Regions from separate parts of the Homo sapiens genome. Here region 2 is linked to region 1. A link is a loop called in an ENCODE intact Hi-C map of the cell type or tissue named here. Cell type or tissue: HepG2. All regions are shown on one strand. Each heading gives the region's core, and the rest is flanking DNA. Links, peaks and the distances in the headings are about the cores only.

The links. A loop is a pair of places that touch in the nucleus more often than their neighbours do. Peaks named below come from ENCODE experiments on the same cell type or tissue, not always from the same donor. Only the 100,000 strongest peaks of a DNase experiment are listed, where the experiment ranks them.
Region 2: a loop joins it to region 1, with 2.1 times the contacts of the local background. A loop is called at or near these places in 2 of 110 quality-filtered maps.

What each region holds. Positions count from the first base shown.
Region 1 is chr15:37,035,476-37,047,347 of GRCh38, forward strand. MEIS2 (Meis homeobox 2) reads right to left here. Exons shown (of 12, transcript NM_170675.5): 8 at 1,339-1,484. Among named protein-coding and RNA genes, the nearest start is that of MEIS2, 59 kb to the right of the region's middle. RefSeq lists enhancers at 9,926-10,520, 10,521-11,113. In HepG2, for the core only: no CTCF peak of the experiment used is centred there; a DNase peak (open chromatin) is centred at 5,086.
Region 2 is chr15:36,927,670-36,939,541 of GRCh38, forward strand. All of the region lies in intron 9 of MEIS2 (Meis homeobox 2), which reads right to left. Among named protein-coding and RNA genes, the nearest start is that of MIR8063, 39 kb to the right of the region's middle. In HepG2, for the core only: no CTCF peak of the experiment used is centred there; no DNase peak of the experiment used is centred there.

The sequences.
Region 1 (11,872 bases), core at 1,705-9,704:
TTAGGACTCATTATTTTGTCTTTGGTTAAGTAATCAGTCCAGAGACCGCATGTTCTGTCTAATTCCTCTGAGCCGAGTCAGTGCAGGGCCCTGACCTTTGAAATGGCCATAGCTGCAAGGCAAGAATAACCACTACCACAGCTGCCTCATTGGTTCTCCCAGCTAATCCTGACACCACAGGCCAGATCGATACACCTTAGTTTGCTACTAATGTCCTTACATCAAAATGGCCGATTTAGGAATGTGAATCTATCACTTTTCCCTCCCCACCACTGCTCCACCCCTTGCCCTTTGTAGCTCTGCAAGAAGAGCCCATCAGCAGCCACCACCATAAATAAAAGTGGAACCTTGTCCTGGACCCATGACACTGTAACTAATGTCATTCAGCATGGCAACACACAAGTTGGATAATCAAAGAAGACCTTCAGCTTTCAATGTGCTACTCTATTTTTAAGTATTAGCCTAAATAGAATGGCCTGAAAACAATATTATAGCAAGAAGCAACCTCTGAAATTTTTACTGGTTTCCCAGAATTTCCAAATGAACAGTAAAATATAAGCATGCCTAGTTTATCTGTAAAAATATATTGTAATTTTTTTGTCATAAGAGTCTTAGAGTCAACAGTATGTATCCACACATACAAGGATTGCAAACAGGAAGATAAAGATAAATTGTTACTTTTAAAATGTCTCACATAGTAAAACCGTTTCCAGAAGTGAACATGGTTAGCTTTTAAGATAATGGACTTGAGCAGCTAAAAAAAGAATCTTTAATGTCCACCTTGCAAACAAAGGCATTACAGCACCTATAACCCTTCTGAATTTGTCATATAAATACATGACATATTTGTAAACTGCTTCAGCAATTAAAGCTGCACCTGATATTGTGAGCTTGGACATGCATGTGGCAAGGTGCTTTTTTTTTTTTTTTTTTGGCCTCCTAGAGGAGACAGCTTTCGTTAACAGTGTAATCAGCAACGTTTATGGATTTGTGAGCTCCTTACAGCCATTTCCCTTGGTTGCTGTTGCAGTATCCGAAGTTGCTCTCATACTTTTAGCATAAATAACAAATTTACTTATATATGCTGTTTAGGGTCTTAGATCATTTTAAATAAAGTCCATTCCCAGCTTCTTAAAACAAAAACCTGCTACTTTCTAGAGGGTGCTCTTTGGATGGTAATAGTTGATGAAAAAAAAAACTTTAACTAGTCTGTTAGTCATCAGATTTCAAGAATAAGAAAATAGGCACCTTAGTTTAAAAAAAAATCAGTATGAGACCGTATAACTTGCTAGCAAAACAACAAAAACTATTTTTTTTTTCTCTTTCATCTTGACTTACTGTGAGATGCTGGAAGAGCCATGCTCTCATGATATTTGTTGCTACTTTGGGGAAAATGCCTCTTTTCTTCTGGCGTTTTTTGTCCTTATCCGGATCATCATCGTCACCTGTACCAGGTGAAGCTACACTGTTGTCTAAACCATCCCCTAGTAGAAAGAAATAAAAATACATTAGAGAAAACATCGCAAGGTGCCAACAACAAGTGCAGCTAATGATGAGCTCAGCTAAGCTTGTTGAAAGAAATCCATTAAGCGAGTATATTCTCTTTCATTAAAGTATAATTGGAGACACAAATATGTAAAAGACAAAATTAAACCAGGCCTCTTCAAATGTTAATTTTGTGTGTCTCACACTTGCCCATATCATTAATTCAATTATAACTGTGCACTTGACACAGTGCAGTAGCTCTTTGTCAATTATGGAATCCAATGTGGGAAAACCGCCATCAGAAAACCTATTCAGTGGAAACGCATCCCCATGCCCAGAGTGAACACATACTGTAGGGTAATCAAGTTAAATGTTCTGTAGTCTATATATTCTAGGCTGCCTGCATAGGTGACAGTAACTGTGTCACTGTTCGTTGCACATAACGCACTGCCTGCTCAGCCCCTCCTAGAGCTGTCACCTCCTAAGCACGCACATTCGCACACTTCTCATATGACCCTGCACTCGGCATTTGCATGACATGAAAACTTTTAGCTCTCTGCACCACTGATCATTATCATGAAAAAAAAAAAGATACACATCAAGGTAGGGTGCTCACTTAATCAGAAGTTTCTATCAACATCTTTCTCTTCTGTGCTTTTCTCTGGCATTAATTGTGCATTAGCAAAAATCATTTACTTTTAACAGTCATAGTTATTTTTTCTTGCCCTCTGGCAAAAATGCCTTGAAAGCCTGCCTGGAGGGCATCTAAATTATGTATCTGAAAAACTCTTCTGGCAAGGCATTGCAGGACCCCTACTTTCTTAAAATTCATACGAGCACGTCTTCCTGTTTTTGGGAAGGCATCAATCAAGAGCAGCAATATATGCCATATCCCTACATTAATATTTGAACTAATAACTTTAAAAAAAGGAAAGAAACAAGATCCGACTTGTGGCATAATCAAATGCAAAATAAATGAAGAATACGGGGACAGCACTGGGGCTTTATAGATGGCTGTGTTTTCCTTGCACATCATTAGCCTGGAGCCACACGAAAGAGGAAAACAGAGAAGTGGAGAGTTTATGCTCCCTGCTGGTGTTTAAGAAGCCAGGGTCCTGGAAGGACATCTGGGAATTGCACTGAGATGGGGGTTTTTGTAATTTAAGAATAGACATTCATTAGCAGTAAATGCCATAAATCCCATGCTAAGTAAAAACCTTGTCCAAGAAAGCCTAAAACAATAAACTCTGTGCTCAATGTAGCCTGAGCTGGATGCTCTGTAGCTTTCTGAGGAATACTAGAGATCCATCAGCTCATTCCCAGACCTGCTCCCTCCTCTCGGACTATGCTACAGCACAGCCATCCTGCCCACTGGGCCACTTGCCTTCTAACTTCTGGGTCTGCTCTGTGGGCTTCCCTGTACCTGTTCTTTTCCTTTCTTGCCAAAAAACCCTCAACTTTCTTTGACTAGAGAAGCAGAAAAGCCACAGCAAAGAGCTGGCAGATTAATTTTATTGACATTTCCATTTTCACTGCAATGCGATACCCTCCATCACATGGAAGAGATGACCCTCACTATTTACAGACTGACAGGCCACTTCATTACAACCACCCTGCCCCAAGGCAAAGCAGCTCCCTTCCATCTGCCCAAACACTAGAGCATGACCCCGAAGTTGCTGTTCTCTTTTTCTTTGCCTTCTGTTATGATAAGAAAAAAGGGACCCCATATAGTCAAAGACCGAATCAGTATACAGTGAAACAAAAGGCATTTGACTCTTTCAATACTGGATAATATACAGTCTAGTTTTCATCTGTCACCCTCCCTGCACACCCATGTACACCGGAGTGTCGCCTGGACAAGGAGACACACACACATACACGCACACCCAAGCTCGTGCAGGGACACGTGCACACGCTTTCCACCATGCCAAGGAACTGCTGCAAGGCAAATTCTCACCCACACTAATGGCTTCTGACTGCTCCTTGGCAACCCTAGCATTTTAACCTGGGTGGATGTGCTCTCCAAAATACAGACACTGGAGCGATCTCATCAGCTGTTCATGTGACACAGATGGAGAGTGGCTATTAGGAGCCAGGCAGTGGGCCTTGGGGATCTGAGGTGCTGTTCTGTAGCCTGAGGCAATTTTGAAAAGCAGTACCCGGAGATGAGGAAAAAAAATCCACACTGCAAGTGCAAGTTTGAAGTCAGTCAGTCTGTCTGTCTACCTACCATGGATAAAGATATCTTTGTGTGTAATATGAAATCTATGTAGGCTATCTGAATGTACATTTCAGATAATGTATGTATGGAATAACTCTTCCTTCAGTGTCTTCCAAATATAAAAACACACTCTGTAAACAATGCCTGTGTGTATATATTTCTTTCTAAGCACATATGGTTTCTGTGTATATGTTTAAGCTGAAATTGTCAGGATTTTGTTAAAATCTCATTTAGCTTTTTTTGATAGATTTTTGAATGCACTTATTTTAAAAGGTTAATGGCTTAATTGAAGGAAGTTCAATGAAAAAAGTCATTTGCCTTTTTAACCCAATCAATGACCTTAAAAATGAGAGACAGCATTTCCACAGTGCATCTTTTCTTTCTTAAAAGCAAAGAGGGCTGGTAACACCTTCGAACTTTATGATTCACTATATTTAGTGCAAGAAAAAATATAGCTAGATTGAGCATCCTTTGATGACTGACTTAAACTGGAGAAGACAGGAGCATCACATAAATTTTAATATAAAGCAACCCGTTGTATATAAATGTAAAATATTTGAATTTAGATCCAGTGTAACAAATAATTATAAACAATAATGTGTCTAGTTTTGTATTAATGACTACATACTAGACACAAAATTTTAAACTAATATATGTTTATACCTCTATAAAAAGAGGAATTTTCCTCTCCCAAACACAACAATAAATACAATTGTTTTTTCCTCCAATGGACTGTGGACCAAATCCAGCACAGAGAACTAACAACAGCATAACGAAAATTTTTGAAAGACAACTGCGTGAACTGCAACCTAAAATAAAATTTTGCAGCTGATGCTAGAGTTAGTAACTCAACATGGATATTGGTGTTTTTTTTTTTTTGTTTTAAGGCTGTGTATGTGTGTGTGTGTGTGTGTGGTTGTGTGTATAAGATAGTTGGCAATCCTTGGCACATGTGCCAAATGAGTTTATGTGCTGAAAAAGGTATGTATACCAGCACAAATGCACGTGCCAAATGAGGTAAGGAGATAGCATCTGAAGTTAGGATTCAAAATTGTGGAATCCTTGCGGGCAGTTAACTGTTTCTTGCTTATCTTTTGATTATGAGAAGATACCTCCATGCCTGACTCAGAACACATAACCAGTGATTGTTGGTTGGGTGAGTAAATGACTGAACTTATCAATGAGCTTATGCAAGGGCCCTCCCCACTTTTTGCCAACCCCCACGGTGGGGCAACTGCACACACTATATACCTAAAGGGTGAAGGTCTTGTTCCTCTGGAACAGCTGAGTGGGTTACGTATGTGCACACAGTAACTTCTAAACATGCCAGGAACAGAGCTTCTTTGAAGAGCTGAGTACCCACAGGGCTTTTTTGCAGAGCTAAACCAAAGGCCATTCCATCAGCATTGCCACCTCTGATGATGAAAGGCTATATAAAGAAATACTGGGCATGCTTCTTTTGAAAGGTTGCTAATCCCTTGACCAAGGGCATAGTCTAAGTTTTGGGTAAACATACTCAAAATAAATGTGCATTAGTGAAACATATTGTGTGTGACCATGGAAAGGAAGACTCAAGGCCTGTGGACAGATAAATCGGAAGTGGATTAAATGATCAGAGGAGATTGTTAAAAACACAGGTCCCCAGGCCTCATCCCAGACCTACTGATTCAAAATGTCCTAGGGCGGGAAAAAGGAATTTGTAATTTCAACAATTCCTTGGGTTTGCTTATGCAATCAGAGTATCACTGATGCTTTAACTGGCTTTGGGAAGCCACTGACTAGATTATCTAAATTGAAATGAGATGCAGCCTCAGGAACAGGTAGGTAATTAAAATCCTACTTTACTCCCATGAATGAGGTTAGCAGCCACAGTGAGTAACTGCAATCTGGCCTGGGCCTTATTCACTGTGGGAAAGCCATGGTGTTCTAAATCCCCATCCTAGTCTTCTGGTAGTAAGGGTTAAACAGAAAGAAAGAAGCTATAGAACATTGGCTCTGTGCATTGGCACTAGCTAAAAAATTGTGAGAAATGCAAATTCTCAGTCTTAGCTGAGACCTACTGAATCTGAAACTCTAGGTGTGGGGCCCTGTTAATCATCCCTGCAGGTGGGTCTGATGCCCACTCTAGCTCGAGAACCACTGCCATAAAGCACAGAGAACATCCCCTTGGTTTGCTGTCCTCCTTTGTTGCTGTCTGAAGGCCTGAATCTAATCCCTGGGTCCTCCTTCTGTCTTAAGACTCTGAAGCATTTTGAGAGCATCTCTAGCTGGATTTACACCTATGCTCTCAAGGAAGTCACGCATGCTTTCCTTAGCTGAGCAGATTATGCTCAGAACACAACATTGCTCTGGTAGGTAGCTCCAGCATACACCTACTTAAAAGAGCAATAATGAGAGTGTCTAACTGCAGGAAGCTAAATCCTGGGATACCATCGGCATCTGGGTGTAGGCAAATATCCATATCCATAGTTGTGTATCCACTGAATCAAGGAAGGACGTCGGCACACTATGAGAGGATCCTCAGATGATTGATTCTAAATTCTAGTTCTAGAATTGATTCTAAATTCTAAGTTCTAGACCAGGCTTAATAGTTAAATATGTTCATACAAAATATATGTGCACCTGGGATTACAAAAAGATTTAAAAAAAGCTTAAAAAAAAGAAAAGAAAATTCTCATTCATAAAATTCATGGTCATAAAAACTACCTAGGCAGGCTTGGCATGGTGGCTCATGCCTGTAATCCCAGCACTTTGAGAGGCCTGTTTGGGAGGATTGCTAGAGCTTGGGAGTTTGAGACCAACCTGGGCAACATAGTGAGACCCTCTCTCTACAAAAAATTAGCCAGGCATGGTGGTGAGCACCGCAGATTGAGGTGGGAGGATGGCTTGATCCCAAGAGTTCGAGGCTGCAGTGGGCAGTGATTGCACCACTGCACTCTCGCCTGGGCAGCGGAGTAAGACCCTATCTCAAAAAGAAAGGAAAAAGTCAACCATCCAGGCAAAAAGATTCATCTTTTGGCATATTGCTTTATTCCATTTAGCCAAAAATCTTTATTTTGAATATCAAGCACATGATTTGGAATGAAAAAATGATAAAAGCAGTGATGATGTGCTATGATGAGTCTGATACCACAGGGATGTGGCCTTCTTTCTCCTTGTCTTATCAGAAAAACATTGCAACAACCAAGACAGTCCTAGTCCAACTTCTTCTACTTACCCCATCCCTGCCAAAACTGACATTTACCATTGAGGAAACTGAAGCCAGGAGATTAAATCCTTGCCCAAGATGCCACAGCTACACATGGTCAAGGATAAATTGGAGTCCAGGCATGGCAACTTCAAGTCAGTGCTACCACCACTGGTATTCTCACATTAACACTGTAAATTATCTTTTACTTTTCAAAGCATCACCTTGTCTGAACACTGTTATCAATGGCAGATCCAAACAATGCTTGATTCTATAGGAAAAGGTCTAAGCACAGAGAACAGATTAGTTCTGGGACCCTGGGGTTGGGACTGAGCTAGACCTGGTCCAAGTTGGCTTCAAATAGAAATGTGCTAACTCTTCTCCAGAAGTCAGCCAGTTCCTGCAAGAGCTTTAATTATATTTGAGACTCAGAATTTTCATAACTGGTTTAACACAGTCCAAGTGAAGACTCTGACATGGAGAGCACCGGACTGACCCTCAGAGTCCAGAGATGCTACCAATATTTGAGCCTACTGTCCATGAAGTAGGATCTCATGGGCTTTGATGTCATCACTGTGCAGTACTATTAAAAACTTCATAGAACTGTGATTACAACGATATATTCACATCCTTTAAAGTCACTTTTTAAATAATAGAATAATGCTTCTGCGACATTTGGCACACTGTCAAACAAACACCTAAAACTGACCTCTCAGCCATGTCTCTTCAGAGAAATAAGACAAATTAATATGTATTTGGTTAACAGTACTGGTACTTCTTTTAGGGAACTTGTGGTACATTATTTAATTCTCATTTCTCCCTAGTTCTAGACCAGGTTTAATAGTTAAATATGTTCATACAAAATATATGTCAAGGAAATAAAGAATGATAGCTCATCTGGAGGAACAAGACTTTTTTTCTGTCTCTTTTTGTAGCAATAAAAATTTACCATATTCATTAACATTTTCATTTTGCACAATGTAAGTTCACTAATTTTATATATACACAAACATAGGTAGACAGATATCAATATTGATATCTTCCAGACAACCCATTTCCAGGAAGTAGGTATACTTATGAATATAAAGATACTTATATGTGTTATATGCTATTTTAAACCTAAATTTATGTAAATTAAATTGTCACTATTTAAAATACTTCAATTTGTGCACAATTATTGAAATATATTTGTAGATGAACTTAATGTTTTTGCCTATAGTCGGATACATATATACATTTACATATGCAAATTTCTATAGTTCGTAGGTGTTTTCAGTAACCAGTTCTCTATCTCTAGAACACCGTCCCCTCCTTTTTTTTTTTTTTTTTTTTTTGAGATGGAGTCCTACTAGCTCTGTTGCCGGGCTGGAGTGCAGTGGCGCAACCTTGGCTCACCGCAACCTCCACCTCCCTGGTTCAAGCGATTCTCCTGCTTCAGCCTCCCGAGTAGCTAGGATTACAGGCGCGTGCCACCACGCCCAGTTAATTTTTGTATTTTTAGTAGAGACGGGGTTTCACCATGTTGGCCAGGATGGTCTGGATGTCTTGACCTCATGATCTGCCCACCTCGGCCTCCCAAAGTGCTGTGATTACAGGCGTGAGCCACTGTGCCTGGCCCGTCTCTTCTTTATCCACACTGTTGTCACTTTCATTATGATCATTACCACAAGTAACTTCCATTGGGCACTTGCGATGTTCCAATCCTTATTTAATCTTCACAACAAATGAATAAAACCATCTCCATTCTACAGATAAGAAAACTGAGACTCAAAGAAATTAGATGACTTGTCAAAGGCCACACAGAAAGTGTCCTCCAAAGCCCATGCTCACCTCCTCTATTCCTTTCCTCAAGCTGCTGGGAGAAGAAGATGTGAAGGGTGAAGCTAAATTCTGGATTTGCCCTCTCTGCTAAAGAAATAAATGCCAAAAGAGAGGCCCTGTATGTTCACATTTATGTCCTAGAGAGACACGGGATGACAGTACACTTAAAATTAAATATGAACCGAGAAACAAGCATCTCATAATTTTTGCACAGATGAGTGTATCCAATATGAGCCTACCCTTTATCTACAGGCTTATGATTATTTCCTGTGGATCTAAAGCTCAAATTAAATATGATTTTGAAGCAGAAACATCTGCTGAATTTTAAAGACTTTTCTGAGCCAAGGGATCTTTCAAGATTCCATACCTTTAATCCTTCCTGTTGGCCTTGAATGCCCTTTCTCTTCATTTTTCTTTCCTCCTTTCCCATTCTTCTTTACTAGCAAACTCCTATTGAACCTTTAAAACTTAGTGAAAAAGGAATCTCCTTCATAAAGCTTTCCCCGGCTCCCATTAACAGAGCTAGTGTGCTATGCTCTCTACTTCTTCAACAGTTTGTTCTTACCTCTGTTATTTACTTTTCTTCTTGCAATTTATCTGTTTACTAGTTTGTCTGTGAGCTTTTGCTAGTTTGTCTGTCTGTGAGCTTTTGCGTTTCTGATTCCCAAGCCCTGAGAAAGAGTAAACACTCAAATGTTAGTGAAATGTACAGTTTGATATCAAGAGCCTCTAGATATATTAATTAGAACCTGATGAGAACAAATCTGCTTTGAAGAAAGCGCCCAGGAAAGAGATTCCCTGGCTTCTAGTAGTCACCAAGCCTTAGGTTCCCTCCCTCCACTCTCCCTGCCCTATCGGCACTAGGTTATCACCCACCCAGTGTTTCACTGTGTGCATATATGCAGAGATGATGTGAGACACATGTCATACACTGCTTATAGAAATGGTGCCCTCCACCTCAACTCTGCCCTATTCCAACAGGGAAGAGAGAGTGCTAGGAGAGAGGGAACTGCCCACTGCCCAGCTTGTTTGGGTTATTCAGAAACATTACAGTTAAAAATGAAGTATAATGTAGTAATGGAACTGCAACACACGGTATTTTATGGACTAATTTTCCGTCATCACTTCTTTATGCCCTTTTCCTCTTAAATATAGTACTTTGAAAACAGGATTACAACACACTAAGAGCCAAAAGGTATTTTCTTTCAGCGGTTGTCAGGGACTACCTTCCAGGAGTTTAATTTAGGGCACCCCACTGAGAAACCTGCATCAGGATTTCAAATGAGATTAAAAAAAAGAAGAAGAAGAAGAAGAAGCTTTTGCTTAATTCTGCTTTAGAATACAGCCTTGCAAAACTTGCTTTCCAAAAACCATCAGCAAAGTAAATTTTTTCCTACATGCAATTTACCTTTTTTTCACATCAGATCAGTTGAGGGGAGGGGGCTGTAGACCCAGAAACACGGGGAGGATGAGGGGCCAGCAGTGAGACCTGCTAATTACTGATCTCTTTTACTCTCCTGCTGTGCTTAACTGTCCGGACATGTTAAAGTGAAATTTTTCTGTGATTTTTCAAGTGATTAGTTCATGGCCCGCTAGCATGGAGGGAAGCAGAAGAGATGAAATGCTTTCGTTTACATGCAACATTTACTAACTGTGAGGGTTTTCCGACATTAAAGAGAGGACAGTGACCCAGGCCACCTTTTTCACACTCAAAAGGGCACTGAAAAAACAAGTCTTCATCGGCTTACCTCAGGCTTCCCTGGTCCTGAACACCCTCCCCCCGGGGTATGAGCAGAAAGGGAAAAAAAGAGGGGATTTTATGCTCCTTTCTCTTCAACTTTTCAGGCGGTATAAGCAGCATTTAGCAAATTCAGCCTCAAATGGCTCCAAATGCTCGGAGCTGCAGGGGCTCATTCTTTGTTATCCTCCCTCTATTTACACAGGATTTACGCAGGCTCTCCACTGAAGAGACCGAAAGCACTTCCATTCTCACTGGCTTGGCCAGCCCAGACTGTGGCTGCTGCAGCTCCACGCTGGCCTGTGATGGGAGATTTCTACAACCTGGAGAAGGCAACAAACTGCTCACTAACTCAGTGATCCCGAGACAACCTGGCTGGTACAGGCAGCTGCAAAGCAGACAGGCCTGCAGAGATGAGCTAACCTTCCAGAAGAGAAAGGAAAACCCAGCCAAGGCTGTGCAAATGTGCGTCCAGAGACAAATAACATGCACTTTAAAATATGCATCTATATGATATAATGGAAAGTGGTGGGTGAAAAAAAAAATTCAGACTGCAGCTTGGATGAAAACCACTTCACCCACTGGTTGGAAAAATAAAGTGTAAAAACAGACAGATGGACACATATGTAAATGTGGCTGTGTTTTAGGCTTTAGCTGGCAATGTGAGTGTCGTAGTATAGTTTTGCACGCCTGTATTTTCCATATCATGTTGAATCCTGTTAACTGTTGAACAGAAACATCCTCATACTGGTCCTTGACCAAATCAGTCCCCTCAATTTACCCGTTAGGAACCATAAAATGGCTTTGTTTATTGACTGGAACAGTCTAATCCTTTATAGCAGAAGAGAATGAAAGCTTCCAACACTTTTAGCCTATTCTTCACTAAATGTGGTTATTCTCGTTTAAAAAATATATATATATATATATATTTAATTCATTGTCATTTGAAATATATATATATATTGCTTACCAATTTTAAAATATTTAAGAAAGGATCTCTGTTCTCCTAAGTCTCCCATTGAATTCTCTAAAGGATACTGACTGACCCTAGTAGAAAAGTACATTCCTCTGCCATTATAATTCAGCAGATTGCTTAATCTCTGTGGTGCAGGATAAAAGAATGTACTTGTTACTCAGTTACCTGATAAGCACATATAAAAGTACAGAGTATGTTCTGAAGTTATTCACAGTACATCATAATAAAGCTCTTCTGGGCACTCTAATGATTCATTTTTAGTGATCTCTCAAATGCCCTTTTCCACAGTTAACACTCATATTTTATTAAGGTAGAAGGCAGGGACAAATGTCCACTCAAGTCCCAGCTCTCAAATTTGACTCAACTTGCACTACACTACCTAGAGCTAAAGCTTTTTTTAATGTTCTGTTCACCTCCCTAGAGTGGCATTTCAGCTAACAGAGT
Region 2 (11,872 bases), core at 2,402-10,401, 110 kb before region 1:
GTTTCTATTTTAATATAAGAAACAATAGACTATAGAGGAAGTGACCAAGGAAACTCTCTCTGGGATGTAATGTTAACTTAAATCTCTGAAAATAATGTCTGTTCCCTTCTCTACATGTGTTAGGATGTCCACAATAAGTCATTTTCTCTGTATTTAGAAGCCTGTAATAGATCCTGTCAGCTGTTTGTACCTCAATGGTACACATTATAAAACTCAGGTATTTAAATTTAAATATTTGATAAATAACATAAATAAACAAATGCTTAGAGGAAGGAAAAAATACTGCTGAAAAAAATATTTACAGCCGGCCAAGATTTCTGGTTTTCATGACCATTTTGCTGTGACATAAACCACCATCATTTAGAAGCCATGAAGTGCTCAAATTACCAGAGGCATTTGTCTTTATTTTCAGAATGCCTCTGTGAAAATACTCCAGCATCAAAAGCATTAAAAATCTTATGAAAAACAAAAACGTTGCATAATAGTAAGATGAACTATTTGCAGAAAGGGAGTATGAAATTCCTGAAATTCACTTTCTGTGCTATCTGTTAAATAATGCTATTTATTAATCTCCTACCATATGCAGAAAAATGTACAGGGTTTTTCCAGGAATAGACGGAGAACAGAAAATGTGACATAACAACAATTAAAACAACAACAGTAACAAGAGTTACTTTTTGGAGCTCCTACCAACTGTCATACAGTTCTCACAGTAATATTCTGAATCAAAATCATTATCCCAGTTTGATGGATGAGGAAGCTGAGGGACCAAGTTCAGGTCCAAACCGATAGTTAATAGTGAGGCCAGATGCAAACTCACATCCTTTATGTTCCAAAATCTCTCCTTTCTACTGTATCCTACTGCCTCTTCATAAGAAGTGATTTAAGAAAAAGTACCAAATACTACCTGTGTGTGTATGCAAACTATTCTTCTAAGTAATGTCAGAGAGTTTATGTACCCTCTGTTACCTAATCTTGTATATAAGTGGAGATTTAAAAAGATGTGACCCATATTTGAGAAGAGTCTTCTGAGGAACAATTAGATAACATAGAAGAGTACTTAGATATTTTTTAAAGAATGGTATGATTAGAACACAGTCAATATTGTTTTTCTTGGCTTAGTTAGAACCAATTGAAAATAGTATCTTCTATCTTCCCCTGTGGGCCAATTCCTTCATTCTGGATGGCTGAGGACTGCACCATTAACCCTCATACGCTCTTGGAAAATGAGTGGCACTGCTTATAAAAAAAGATCAAAAAAAGAAAGAAGGGAAAGAAAGAAAAGCAAAATAAAATAACTCACAGTTCATGTCTAAATGATCATAGATTATTCCATTATAAACATTTTAAATAAAAACAAACAATAACTAATTATATAACTCTTCTGTCTTCCTCAATAGACTGGAAACTCCATGAGGGCAGGGTTGCAACTCTGGTTTGCTGATGTCTCTCTAGCGCTTAGCATTATAAATATTTGCAGACATATTACCAATCAAATATTCATATCAATATAAGAAATCTCTCAACTTAAAGACATGTTACTTACATGTGTCTCATTCTTTTCAACAGCTGAATTTCACTGTAGTGAGTCAGTAAGATGAAGGAAGAAGTGGAGGAACCAGAAAGGAAAGAGCTCCCTTCCAAAGACCAATAAATATCAGCTCTGGCCAAGGCAGTCTGCTCTGACCTGTGGGTATGGAGTATAAACTTCCTTGTGCATGCAACTATTTTTCTCATTTTAGATTTTATTTTCTCCCCCAACTGTATGGAGTTTCCCTACATTTTGAGATGAAATTTGTACGAGAGTATTGTGTAGGCTTTTGTGGGCATGTTTGGGCCTCTGCATATAACTATAACATTAAACTTCAGGGAGAATACACTCCAAGTTCTAAACAACTGATGTAATAGTTTTGTACTTGTGTCATTTACATTTGATTCTGAACTGGAAGCACCATGAAGGCAGAGGGTCCGCTTTGTCCCACTTCTGAATAGACCTCACCTAGCACAGCTCCTGGCACCATGGCAGGTATTTATGCAATGGTAGATGCTTAAGGAACATTAGTGGGCAGACTGAATATGTGGTTTTGAAGGAGGCAGCAAACCTATTTCTCCAATTATACTTGATGTGGGCTAATATTAGGATTGGTTTGGATTTTCTAAACATACAGAGATTGATGACAGAGGTGACAACTCAGCAGAAAATATCGGTTGTCAAGAAGAAATCAGTTGAGGATTAAAAGTTATCCACAGAGGCCCGGTGTGGTGGCTCACACCTGTAATGCCAGCACTTTGGGAGGCCAAGGTGGGTGGATCAGCTGAGGTCAGGAGTTCGAGACCAGCCTGGCCAACATGGTGAAACCCCATCTCTACTAAAAATACAAAAATTAGCCGACTGCCATGGTGGGCACCTGTAATCCCAGCTACTTGGGAGGTTGAGGCAGGAGAATTGTTTGAACCCAGGAGACAGAGGTTACAGTGAGGTGAGATCGTACCACTGTACTCCAGCCTGGGTGACAGAGTGAGACTCAGTCTTAAAAAAAAAAAAAAAAAAGAGAGAGAGAGAGAAAAAAAAAGTTATCCACAGAGAATAAACCACAGAGATATGTAGAGCTGATTGCACAAGGAATGGTTATATAAAACATTAAGGGTCACCCAGAAATAAAAAGGAGCTGCCAAAGTACCACCAAAGAACTCCCAGTAATACCAGGAGAGGTCACTGAGGCTGGCAAGGGTCACTAAGCCATGGGTAAAGGCACAACCAAAGGCTCTTCCTTTATGCACTTAAAGCTGTAAGTTACGCTGACAAGGTGCAAACATATAGGTTTAAAGACCCTCGATGAGCGATATGCATTATCGCTCATTCCTCATTCCCATGTCCTCGGCGTCTAGGTTTTTAATTTATTTTGTTGTTTTGTTTCTGAGGTTATGTTTAGCACATTTAAAAGTAGCCCATTAAAAGAATTTCCAACTTGTTTCTGAAGTCATAAGCAAAAAAAATGACGAAAGCTTTGCCAAAATACCAAGGTTGTTAAAGAAGAGGAAAGATACAAGACTGGGACACTAACTTTAAATGTAAACATATACTGTTCATGTATGCTCATCATATATACGCACATCTTTCTATAAGTACAAACATGAGTTATTTTATCTATCACATTATATAGCAGGTGAAATACAAAAGTGAAATTAGACCTCTCTTTGTGGGTTTGATATTGTTTTTAATTACCCAGTTTCCACCACTCTGAAATAAACCACGTAGTTCGAAAGTTGCCTGAGTTACCTGCCTGGCAATGGTAGGCATCAAAATTGCAGTGAGTAAGTGGTTTCCTTCACACTCCCAAGTTTCCACATTTTTTTCTGTATTGGTTCAGCCCATTCCTAATGTCTATGTTTGAAAACATTCCTAGAAAATTTCCTTTCACTAGTTTTGATAGATTCCCTGACTTCATTCCAATAAAGAAAATATAACTCATCTTAAAGTAATTGTCGTGAAGGACAGTCAAATGATTAAAATTTGTCATCAGCCAAGAGAGGAGAGAAGAAAAAAGCCTATAGCAGCAAACTCAGTATATCATGGGGGAAGACAAACAAACAGTTAACATATTGAAAATAAATGCTGTTTTGTACAGAATAGCACAACCTTGATGGGTGTACTACTGTATCTGAGGCTGACATTACTTCAAGACAACAGAGTAAAGAATTTTTGCTACCAAGGCGTTTCTTTCACTTAAAATTCAAATCAGAATACAGCTTTTGTGTTGTAACTTTTAAAATATGGAATGGAATGAAGCAGAAGTTTGTTCAAAATAACACCAGCATAATCTTAATGGCATACAACAAAATTGAAACAACGTTGATGCTTGCTTTTTAGAAGCCACAAAGCACTTCTATTTTGTAAGGCCCTGTGACATTGTTGCACATTTGAAACAACAATGGCAATTAGGGAAGTGCCCCGGAAACCAGAAAAATGCATATGGGGTTGGGCCTATGCATCACAGAACAGAATCAATCTTCCTAATTAACGACAAATTAGCAATCCCAAAATGAGTGGGATCAACCTGTCTCCACTGGCCAAGAATCATGCTAAGTATAGAGCTTTCTCTAAGTGCCTCTAAATTACATTTACACCCATATAAAGTAACATTCTTTTAATCTAATACTACATTAGTGTCGCTATTCTTAAAGTTATTACACCGTTTAAAATTTCTATAGATAGGCGGACAGATAAACAAATTAATAGACAGATATGCAGATAATCAGACATTTCACAAAGAGGGACGCTAAGGTGGTGACAAATCACTGAAAGGCAGTGCACAAAATCCCTATTAGCATGAAGCTCACCAAGGAAGAAAAGTTTATGTGTAATAGTGATATTCTTTAAGATCTAATGGCTGTTTAGACATATACTATATTTTTTTTAACATACAGAGATAAACGTTAGGAAAAAAGTCACCATTTAGAGGAGAATAATTATAACCAAAGCAGACTTAATCGCTAATGACTGAAATAGCATTTTGCTAAAATTGATGTGCTGTTGGGTGGTGCCATTCAATATCCATGTGTTAAACATTGATAAGAGATGCCGAGTTGCATGACTCTGAAGGTGCTGATCACAGCGTTGTCTGTGCATATGATGCGCCCTGGAATTGTGCAGTGTACAGAGTGCTCAGGCCTCTATAGTGGCCCTGGCTGTACCATACAGAACAAACCAAAAGGTATTGCTCATAATTTTATGAATTTAAAATCTAATAAAGTGAGAACCATCTGTTGCCATTTTAAAAATTCAATTAATTTAAATTTCATCCACCAAGAAAATGAGGAATAGTGATTATGGTCTTTTTTTAAGATTAGTTAACATATTTCCACCAAACTTATTAGAATAGGAAGTTTCTTTGTTGTTGTTGCTGGCTTTTGTTCATTTGTTTTTGGATTTAATTGTTAGAGGGTCCATTGAAGGGCCCTAAGATTGTGGGCAAAACTGTATGTGTGCATGTGTGTGTGCACGTGTGTGTCTGTCTGTCTTCTGTCTGTCTATATGTACATATTCCTCTGGGGATATGTGGGTTTCATTACATTGTCAGAGAAGTCCATGACCCAGCAAAGGTTCAGAACTAGTATATTACAGCCTATTGTTAAATGAGGAAAAGCTTTGAGTGGTATGTTGAAGGTGGCTCCGAGTAGCCAAAAAGTGATGGACAAAGGAATTCATAGCCTCTTGCTAGAAAGAGATTATTCAAAATTTGGAAAAATTTGCTCTTCCAAAGATCAGACCTTGACTGAGGGCCCAAGTGAGTAAACAAATGAGAACTCTGAAATCTCTCCAGGGTAGCCCATTAGTTTGACATGAAACACACGCTATGTTTGGGCCCCCTTCTCTCAGCACCCACAGTGGACAATTTTAGAACAGACTTTAGGGTCTGATCTGAGAGGGGCGGGATAGTCTGTTGTACTCCAGAGTGAGTCTCAAAGCTGTAATCCTGCTGGGCATTTCCAGTCTGTGCTGCTAGTGAAAATTAGGTGGCTAGGCTCACTTTTGAACTCACTCTTGAACAAGTAGGAACACTATCTCAGCATCAGAGCAGTGCGGCTTTCTATAGGGTCTGTGGTCTAAGAAAAAAGCCCTAAAAATTAGAGGGTCTTCCCAAGGCCACTATTCACAAAGACTGGATATGTGTATACATACATACCCATACACATATATGTATAGTTGCCTGAGAATCTAGTCACTGAGGAAGGACATCTCCATCTACATCATGGAATTTTAATCTCCTCCATCAAGTCATTTTGCATTTTTACATAACCTGCATGGTTTAGAGACCATTGAGAAATTGATACCTCAGAAAGAGATAATCCTTTTTAATGAATCCCAGACTCTAGTGCCAAGTATTCTTCTTCCCATTTGTTTAGCATTTATGTGTATGTGTGTGTGTGTGGTGGGGGTGGGCGGGGGGCGGAAATTTGGAGACACAGATTTTTAACTTATTCAGAAGGGATTAACAGTGAAATCGTACTACCTGTTTCACATTTTGACTTGTGAATTGAGTATCCTAACGCTTTTTGTTTGACTCTATTTATATGACTTTCCAAAAGCCCCTGAGAAAACCACTTCAATTTATGCATTGGTTTACTTCTCTGTACAGAAGAGTAAGTAACTCATAAGGGTGTTAGGAAACTAAGTCTTGTTGGTAAAGTGCTCTTCTAATTGGTGCGATACAAGTGGTGATTATTATTAAATGGTTGTCACTGTCACCTCTGCCTGAAGCCACCCCTATCTTTAACATTTCTTTTATTTTTCAAACTTCCTCTTTTCAACATTAATAAAATATTTGTCAGCTATGCATATCACATAAATGCATTAGGGCATAAAAGCTAACATTTTCTTTTAATTTTAACAATGTGCATACTATTGGTAACGAATATTGAAAGAAATACAATGCGTAAGTAGATTTTACACCACATTAGAGTTGTCCAATTTCTCATGTTTAAAATTTTTCTGCATGACTAGAGCCAGGAAGAAATACATGCCAGCATAATTATATGAACAGTTGAAATTTAAACATATTGAAAAGGAGAGGAGAACATATCCACCCATTTGTGTTTTTTTTTTTCCTCCGTAACAATTCCAAAGATGAGTAATTTCTTTTCATAGAGTCAGGCTGAAGGCACAAAGCTTTAACATTCAAAGGAGGGAGGTAGGGGGAAAAGAAGCTTTTTTAAGTACTGTGCAAATCAATACACAAAAAATTCTCAAGATGATAGTTTAATTAAAACGTGCACAAGGCAATTCATCAGCCTCTTCCCTTGGTGTACTAGCCTCTAGAATTTGCCTTCTGCTTTCTGATCCCTGATGGTTTTAACTTGAAGGCATTTAAAATACCGTTCAACGGGCACCTTTCCACTTATCTTACATTCCTTGTTTTTCTTTATAAACAAGTAATTGTACTGGCTTTGTGATGTTTGTTATGCTTCATGCTTTTTCATCTCCTGTATGAGCTTTGCCTAGCATGAAATGCTGTCATGCAGTGAAATTTACCTGAGAGCTAAAGGGAGAAAGAAAAATCTTCCAAGTGTATGTGGTTACAAGTTCATAGCCAGCTAAATCACTGGCAATTTTATGCTACCAGTTATTTCAATTTAGATGTTTGTAAAAGTACATCTAAAAATAAAATAACCACTCCCATAGTCATCAAAATGAAAAATCTGCTTGGATTAGAATACATTGTAAGTTGTTTTAAACTACCATGTGGGAATGTTAATATTATTCAATTCCTATTATATAGTGTTCTAGGGATACCTTGGCAGAGACATAAAGCTACTGAACTCTTGGCTCCTTAATAGTTTGACTCCCATTGTAATTGCTTTGTTCACTCGCTGCCCTGGGTCTTCATAATTGGTTAGAGTCCAAGGTCACAGATTCAGTATGGTAGTGGGAGCCACTTAGCTGGTTGTTAAGTTTCCAATGGTAGCTTGTTTTCAGTTAGTATTATCTTTTTTCCAGATTGAGAAATTCTTTTTTCTTTTTTTTTTTTTTTTTAGCGGAGGAGAAATTCTTCTTTTCATTAAATAATCTAGGTATGTGCCTATGATGTTTTTGTTCAGCCTCCCTCCCCAACTTCTGCATACAGCAATTTTTAAGCCAAAAGCCATCCAGTAATATATTCAGCCCAAACCCAAACTAAATTTTTTGAAGACTTGTTGAGGTTCCTTAAATGTTGCATTTTTTTTTAATTACAAATATCCATTTGGATGGACTGTAAATATTTCATTTAATAAAATTTGTTTAAAACATCTCAATTCAGTGTCTTAGTTATTAATTTTTCAAAACATTCATGAACACAAAAATCTAATAATAATCAGGAAAGAGAGAGCTTTAACTTTTCTTAAAACCAAGGTTACAACAGCAATATAAAGTTACGTAGAAAAGAAGCTCATCATATGATCATACTGCATCCTTTAATGTATTATTTTTTTCTTTCTGAGATAATTTAACAATTGAAATGAAAAAACTTTGGAGGCAGTGTGTGGTGTATTAGAAATGACTCTGGATCTGGGGCCTTGATCTGTTTGACTATGGCTTTATCTCTAATGCCCTCAGAAAATCATTTTCCCCCTCTGTATCTCAGTTTTTTTTTTTAAATAAAATTAGAGTTTTAGGTTCAATTATCTAAAATATCTTTCCCACTTATAATTTATTTTATTTACATTAGCCAATATTTAGCTCAGTTAAGAGCTTCACTTTATAAGCAACTATTCAGAATTGACAGGAATATTATTTTACATTATGAATTCCCCATTACCTGCAAATAAAGCATTAGTACCATTGAACAGTTTTTGCTGCTCAGATAAGACCCTTTAGGGCATCTTTTAATACAGACATCAAATATTTTACTTGCTCTGTCTGCATTTATTCGATAAGTATTAGGTGAGTTTCCTACTATGTACCAGGCACTATGGCAGGCACCCAGGATCTTGGATGGCAAATCGACCACAGTTTCTGCCTGCAAGGAGTGGGAGGTGCATTTTCTTTCTTTTTTTTTTTTTTTGAGATAGAGAATTGCTCTGTCGCCCAGGCTGGAGTGCAGTGGTGCGATCTCGGCTCACTGCAAGCTCCGCCTCCCGGGGTTCACGCCTTTCTCCTGCCTCAGCCTCCCGAGTAGCTGGGACTACAGGTGCCTGTCACCACGCCCAGCTAATTTTTGGTATTTTTAGTAGAGATGGGGTTTCACCATGGTAGCCAGGATGGTCTCGATCTCCTGAGGGAGGTGCATTTTCTTAATGGAGCAAAACTTTTCTTCAGTTAGTTTGACAGTTTCTATAAAGTTGATGGTAAACAACCATTTCTCCTTTCCTGAGCACAGGCTTGTCCAAAAGTGAGTGCAATTGAGTTTTGGTAGAGGAATGTGTTCCTGAGAACCATGTGAAAGATGTATTATAAAATGTAGTTCTACTGTAATTATGAACTGACTATATTTGATATTGTATTCAATGCACTTCTTTAAATAAAGATTTAAGAGTCACAAAATAACATATTCTCATAAAATGACTCAACCTGTTATACTATTCCTTTTTATTATGAATGCCCAGTTTTCTGAGGAAATTGTACAATTTTCATGTATTTCTCCAAATATAGTCAGGACTGGATGGATAACAAGGATGATTCATTCATTGCATTCAAGGGGAAAAGATAACTGTTTTCAGAAGAATTTCAAACTCATTAAAAAGCATTTGTTTGAGATCCAAGGGTTCCTCTGTATTAGTGTTAACCAATGAGAAGACCTGACAAGGAATATGCTTATTTTTGAAAGACTTCTTGATACAGATGAACTTTGGCAATAACAATATGTCAACACAAACGGTGAACAAGCAACCCATGAAAGAGGCCCTTAGGAAATAGATTGTTTAGTGAGTGGGTGAAGGAAAGACTGATTAAACTGTGTTTTGAGGTGGGATATGATATTGGAGGTACACCACAAATGTCCCACTGATTTATATATTTAAATAGCAAAGGTATAGTGACTTGCAGATTCTCAAATTTGTCCCTCCCTTGTTGTTTGGTCAGGAATTAACAAAATAGACAGTCCTCAAAATATCAACGTCTAGAGTCACTCTAGACAACCTTGACAAATGAAGGTGACTGGGTGAAGAAATCATTTGGTCTGATCATCTCAATAATTCCAAATTCAATAGCTTTTTGTGAAACGCTACATGTAACTTTGACCTGGTATGTGAGTTTGTTTGCTCTTCTGAATAGGGGTATCTACCTTGCAAGAAGGGATTTAAGAAACAGCTTATCAAAATACCAGGATAAGGCACTGTGCACAGTTTCTACATAAAAGCTAAATAAGATATACTTTTTATAAGATGGTATTTCATTTTTCACTACTGCTGCCTTTTAAAAATTTATAAATTGCTATGAAAGTGACAAGCCAAAATTGTATGAATGGTCACTGTTGAAGCAAATTACTTTAGAGTGGAACTCACCCACAGCAAAATGTCTATGCTTTCCACAGCCAGATCAACAACATACTATTAGGAAGATTTTTGTTGTTGTTGTTTTGCTGTGGACCTGTTAGGGATCAGGATGCTACAAAGAGAAACAAACAAACAAAAAAAAACCATGATGTAATTCCACACTCTTAAAAGACTTTTTACCCTCACAACTATGGAAAATTGGGGGTTGTCTATTTGAGTCAAAATTTTTATGACACAAAAAGTTTACTCATTTATTATCCTATGTAAACTTGCAAGAGGAAAGGCAGGCTTCTTACTTTGCCTACTATTCCATTTTTATGAAGAATTTTGTGCTTTAAATAGATGTCAAACTTTTTTTTTCTCCAACCCTAGTTGGTCTTTCCACAGTTGGAGATTTTAAACGATGTTTGAAATTTGGTTCTATATAGCTTTCTGCCTTAGGAAGGTCCTCTATGCCTAGATATGGTATGTCCTTTTCAGGGACCCTCTAAATCAAAGTGTGGCTTTGCCCCTGCGACCCAAGCTCCTCCAAGCACCCGCTGTCACCAAAGCCTCCTCTCTTTTTCTGGATGAGCTCATCTGCTCCCAGGACTGCAATAACATCTATACCCTCAGACCTACCTTTCCCTCCCCTTGTGCGGTCCCACAGTGCTTCCTGTTATTCTGACCTCTTTCCCTACAGGGCTCATCTTTATTTTATGCTACCTATTGTGAAAACAAAATCATCTTCCCAGAGAAACCATCAGGCCCCACTCAGATCTGCTGTCATTGTGGAAAGAATCCCCAAGCCCCTGCTCCCAGGGGCCAGAGCCCAGAGTTGTAGCTCCTTTTTCTATTTTCGTCCCATGCTGAATTAGCCACCAAAACCTGCCACAGTTATAACAATAGAGATAAAATCGGTTTCTTTTTCTTCATTTTAATAGCTAAATCTCTGATTCAGGTTCTGTGTAAGTCACCTATCATCTACCACGACTGGCCTCTGCATCTCTTGTTCTAATCAATTCAAAATACAATGGTTAAAATCGTTTTTCCTCTCACTTGCTTTGGCTAGACTTTTATTTTCAGTTCACAGGCTTAGAATCATAAAATATTAGAATTTTAAAGATAGAAAGGACCTTAAAAATCACCCAGTCCCCATTCTCTTATGGACGAGGGAATAGACACTGAGAAAGGCTAAACTGACCAAGATCACACAAGTTGTTTGAGCTGGAATTAGACCCAAGCTGCTGATGTCCAGCCCGTTCTCTTTCACGCACCACACTGCATCGTCTTTTGTCAAACACTGAACCTTCCTCCATGCTGTCCCCGCTGCAGCTCTGTGGACAGGGGTGTCAGCCTTTCTCACTGGACCTCGTGCACTTGCAAATGTCTTTCTCTCATCAGGCAGAGCTGGTTCCTCCCAGACTCCTTTACTCAATTTCCCTACTTCCATGGTCTCTCGTACTATTTCCATATGACTACTAAAACAGTTCTTCCTGATTCAAAACTAACTTCCAATCTAATCTCCTCCAAGAAAATGCATGCTAATAGCTACCCTCTCACCTCAATAACTGGCTTTCATGCATGTTTACTTCTCCAGCCCACTCTCTAGCTTATTTGAATTCAACCCAACGAAAAGTTATGCATACCTACTAAGAGTTATACACTGCGGTTCTGAATAATCCCTTTGTCACATAAAAGGCAGAAAAAAAATCCCAAAGCAATCTGGCAATTATTTCAGATGGTCAACTAGTTTGGAAACAGAGCCAAAGGTCAGGGCTGTCACTCATAAAACACAACCTACTTTTATTCTGGTGTGATGTCTAGGAGAACCATTTTCTCTTTGGATCCATTTTGCTGTCTTTGCAAGTGTTGCTATTGGGCTATGGAAGAGTTTCTAGGAAGGTCTAGCAATAGAGGT